Linked DNA regions of Homo sapiens: region 1 is linked to region 2. A link is a loop called in an ENCODE intact Hi-C map of the cell type or tissue named here. Cell type or tissue: Calu3. All regions are shown on one strand. Region 1 has its middle 160 kb from the start of CD109. Region 2 overlaps CD109 (CD109 molecule).

Region 1 (2,500 bases), 120 kb before region 2:
TTAACTTCCTTAAATTCCATTCAGTATAGCTGAAATAGGTCCAAAACATTTAGAAATCACTAACATCTAAGGGAAAACAGAATAAGGAAAAAAAATGGGCAACTAAATAATCTGGTTTAGGTGGTGTAGTTCACCCATCTTCACCCTTCTCCCTGTTTCCCAGCCTGTCTGTATGGCAGAGGCATCTTAAACCCCTCCTTCCTGAGAGCATCCTCGGGTGTATCTAAACATCCCTGCCCAAAGTCAAGACAGCAATACCCAGAGAAAGGCAAGAGCTCCCTCTCCCACCTCCTGGTTTCCAGTTTTCTTTCTGAAGACCCACAACTTCCCCAGATGATGGCCCCAGGAATTACTGTCTCCTTTAGGGAGATGAAACTCCCACCCCAGGACCTTCCCTCTCTCACCAGGACAAGTGTATCACAAACAAGTATTCAATTGAAGGAAGGGAAAAAGAGGATGGCTGGGCCTTATGGAGGTAAGCTTCCTTCATTATGGTATCAAATCCAGTAATGCACTTTCCTGTTAGAGAATTTCTAGACAGTCCTCCCAAACGAGAAGCGTTTCCTGGATTATCATAAAACGTGTCTATATAGAAAAGCTAGTTCACAATGAAAAAGAACATGTGGAAGGTGAGTGCTGTACAATGAAGATAGGCTTTGAGAAGCCCTCCAGGCAACCAAACCTCCACTAACAAGTCCATTTTGCTGTTTTTTCTGTTATGTTTATTCTTCTCCAGCTATGACTATAAAAGAGGACGCACTGGGGAGAAACATACTTCAAGTACAAAGCAAAAGTAGGTGGAAAAAGATAGTAATAAATACGTGTTCTATGATTAATCAGGATTCTTGATTCCATTAGGAGATTAAAATTCCACAAATTCTAGGTCAAACTTTACTTGCCATAACTTATTCCCTAACCAAAACAGGCTAGAGAAATGACAGTAGAATCTGGCAATAGTACCTCTTTCTAAACTGTCCAAAGGTTAATGATCTCTTCAGTTTTGAAAATCAGGATTTACTTTTATAAAGTCAAAAAGAAACTCCCACTCTGTACGTGGTTTTTTTTTTTACTCTAAGAATAACAAATTATTATGCATAAATTACATGCCAAAAATAAGAATGCATCCTAAAAAGTATGTGGTAACAGAAGTAAGCAGATTATTGTAATAACCTTATCACCTGTTTTCCCAGAAAAGAGAAAAAGCCCTCCGATCTCATTTCATTCTTAGTATTCAACAGGAACATTAAAATTAGGCAACAATTTGGGGGAGGTACTTTCTTCCCTCTAATCCTCTTCTGCCCCCTAGTGGTCGCATATTTTTATGTCATACAAGATAATTTCCATTTTGAATATCTGGTTGTTATATTTCCACCATTAGAGTAACTCTATTGTATTTTACCCCTGTCATAAACCTTAAAACCAATTTAATAAACACATCTGACTACTCAATAAAACTTCACGATTATTTTAGTACTTACATATTGTGTATTAACTTACAACAGCTTTATCTAAAATATTTTCCCTGGAAAAAGCCCAGAGATATTCTGGGTGAAATGACATTCATGTGGTGGGCTAAAGGTTCAGAAAGCATGGAATATCATATCCTTTTAGAATTCAAAATATACATTGTTATATTAAAGATAAATCCTACAGCAATGACATTTTTTGTGATTTCCTAAACTTTGCCATTAAATACTTTTTTTTCACGTTAGACCTGCTAGCATCCTATAAAATACCATTTGGGGAAGTGTTGGTATCTAAGCATTATTCTCAACCCTATTGTTTTCTCCTGAGAATGGCTGAGGATTTCATTCTTTGTGACTCTTCTTCCTTTGTCATGCCTATTATGCCCCAATATATCAACTTCAATTATTTTATTTGAACACTATATCAGGTTGGCAAAGTAATATACACTCCATAGCTAAAACTCCAGCAGGGTATCAAAACCAAATCCTTGAAATGCTGCTCAGCAGTAAAAGGAAATGAACATTGATACACACGACAGCTTGGATGATCTTAAGTGCATTTTGCTCAATGGAAAAAAAATCATCAAAGCTTACATACTGTATGATTTCATTTGTATAACATTCTCAAAATTACCATTATCAAGACAGAGAATAGATAAGTAGTTACTAGGGATTAAGGAAGGATAGGGAGGGGATGACCCTAAGCAGCATGAAGAAGTCCCTTTGTGATGAGTAAACAAATCTGTGTCTTAACTATAAATGGTAGTTACATAAATCTGTACCTGTGATGAAAATGTCCTAAAATTATACAAAAAAACATGTAAAAATAAATGCTTGTAAAAAGAACTTGAAGCCAAGTAAGGTCTGTAGTCCAGTTAACTGTTTCCTGCTAATCAATGTTCTGCCTTCAATAATGCACCATAGTTAGATAAGATGTCACTGTTGGGGGACACTGGATGACAGGCATACAGGACCTCTGTGTACTATTGTACAACTTTTTGTGAGTCTATAATTATTTCAAAATTAAAAATTTT
Region 2 (2,500 bases):
GCTACTCAGGAGGCTGAGGCAGGAGAATCGCTTGAACCTGGGATGTGGAGGTTTCAGTGAGCCGAGATCACACCACGGCCTGGGCAAAAGAGCGAGACTCTGTCTCGAAAAAAAAAAAAAAGAAAGAAAGAAAAGAAAACTAGAAATCATACTAGACCAAAATAATTACTCACCATTACTATCATAAAAAACCTTGAAGGTGAAAAGCAATACAATACTTGAAGGGCAAACAATTTAGATTAATCCAGAAAGGTTAACACGGTATCATAAAGGACTTATTCACTCTTACTCTACAAACAAACATGTTATTAATACAAGTGGAGAAATGCCAAGGAGCCGTCAAGTATGTTTTACTTAAAGGATCCTTTTCCTGACCTAGGACAAAGGGTAACTGAAGAATACCACTTTCTGATTACCTGTATAGTCATTACAAATCAAAGCTCTGATAACTCCGGTAATTCTTAAAGAGATTGTCCATCAGTGGGAATACTCATATCATTCCATATTTTTTCTACAGACAAAATGGAATTTCAAAACTCTCCCAAAGGCTGTGTATGATGGCTCACACATGTAATCCCAGCACTTTGTGAGGCCAAGGCAGAAGGATTGCTTGAGTCCAGGAGCTCAAGATCAGCCTGGGCAACATAACAAGACCCTGTCTCTATGAAAAGGAAAAAAAAATTTTTTAACTAGGCAGGCGTAGTGGCACATACCTGTAGTCCCTGCTACTCAGGAGGCTGAGGCAGGAGGATCACTTGAGCCCAGGAGTTCGAGGCTGCAGTGAACTATGATTGTGCCACTTCACTCTAGCCTGAGTGACAGACGACAACCCTGTCTCTTACAAATTAAAAAATTTAAAAAATACTTCCTTTTTTTTTAGCCAGAGTATCACTCTGTCGCCCAGGCTGGAGAGCGGTGGCATGATCTTGGCTCACTGCAAGCTCCGCCTCCCAGGTTCACGCCATTCTCCTGCCTCAGCCTCCCGAGTAGCTGGGACTACAGGCGCCCGCCACCACACCCAGCTAATTTTTCGTATTTTTAGTAGAGACGGGGTTTCACTGTATTAGCCAAGATGGTCTCGGTCTCCTGACCTCGTGATCCGCCCGCCTCGGCTTCCCAAAGTGCTGGGATTACAGGTGTGAGCCACCACGCCCAGCCAATACTTTCTTGAAAATAAATATTTTCCTTCCCTGAGTTTTATATTGAGAATGGTGACTGCCACCGAAAAGTAAAAATATAGTCTCTAATGGTGGGCTATTTAAATAATAAATACATTTCCTCTATGTTATTATTCACTACTAAAAGAAAAGGGGTTTAATAACAAGAAATATACAGTCCTTTAATGCTGCGCAGTAGTCAAAGAAAAACAAAAGCCAGAGACCAAGGCCACAGTTGCTTCTCATAACATTTCCTTGGTTATACTGACCCCTGGTGGTTCTAAAAGGGCTCTTTTTTTTAAGGGGCTTATTTTTTCTTAGCTGAATGCCTCAAATTAACATACCTCAAATGACAAGTACCTGATCAGTATACTTGTCTTCAAAAAGATAAAGATGCTTTATAGAATATACAAAAGGGAAAATTGCATTTGGTTCAAGACAAATTATTGCTATATAGTTTTCACACATTCGTTTTAAGAAAATACTGCTTTCTACTTACATGCAAAAGCACTGAACTTGGTCCCAGGAATAGAGAGGTGAGCAAGACCAGAAGGTCACCAGCTTTACAAAGGCTACTGTCTATCATGGACCACTAATTAAAAGTGAGATGAATGAATTAAGGGAAGCACACAGTACTATGGGAATGTCTGGAACAGCCAGGCCACTTTAGAGAATGGCTGCAGGTTAAAAGCAAGTAGCGAGAATAAGGAAGAAAAAACATTCTCAGCAGAGGGAACAGCATGATGAAAGGCTCTAGAATGAGACAGATCGGTGAGTTTAAGAAACTTAAGGGACATAAGATGTCTAAAGCATAGAGTTCAAGAGGAAGGGCGGCACTTTACAAGACTGAAAAGTTGGGCAAGGGCCAGATCCTGCAAATGCTTTTCATTTTTTAAGCACCTAAATTTCCTTAAGAGCATTTGTTTTCTATAAAAGCAATATGACAAGCCAAGTCCACAAACCACAACATGATAAATCCTATAAATCTTTCAAAGTATAATCTCACATCTTCTGCAAAGTCTCCCTCTGCTATTCTATCCCCCTCTCTTCTGGTACTTATTCTGTCCACCATTCAATGAACAAATTAATCCCTCAGCGCCTGTTATCCAGCTAAAACTGCTCTTGCTGGTCATTGTGCATAGGTGGCATCTGAATGGACCAAAAATGGACACCTTGACCCAGGGCGGCCCACCCACAGGCTGCCAGCCACCTGTGCAGAGGCTTGCTTTAAAGATTCTGGGCATGATGGTTATTTAGCTAAGCTAATGGAATCAGAAGAACTGAAGAACACCTCAAAGGTTGGCAGAAGAGTGAAAGGAGAACAGAGCAGACCATGGGAGACA

Evidence for each region. Hi-C counts contacts between places; a loop is a spot of excess contacts. Peaks named below come from ENCODE experiments on the same cell type or tissue, not always from the same donor. Only the 100,000 strongest peaks of a DNase experiment are listed, where the experiment ranks them.
Region 1: a loop joins it to region 2, with 2.3 times the contacts of the local background. A loop is called at or near these places in 16 of 110 quality-filtered maps.

What each region holds. Positions count from the first base shown.
Region 1 is chr6:73,853,986-73,856,485 of GRCh38, reverse strand. No RefSeq gene overlaps it. Among named protein-coding and RNA genes, the nearest start is that of CD109, 160 kb to the right of the region's middle. In Calu3, a CTCF peak has its summit at 1,303 (motif pointing left); a DNase peak (open chromatin) is centred at 1,285.
Region 2 is chr6:73,738,225-73,740,724 of GRCh38, reverse strand. All of the region lies in intron 5 of CD109 (CD109 molecule), which reads right to left. Among named protein-coding and RNA genes, the nearest start is that of CD109, 43 kb to the right of the region's middle. In Calu3, a CTCF peak has its summit at 1,379 (motif pointing left); no DNase peak of the experiment used is centred here.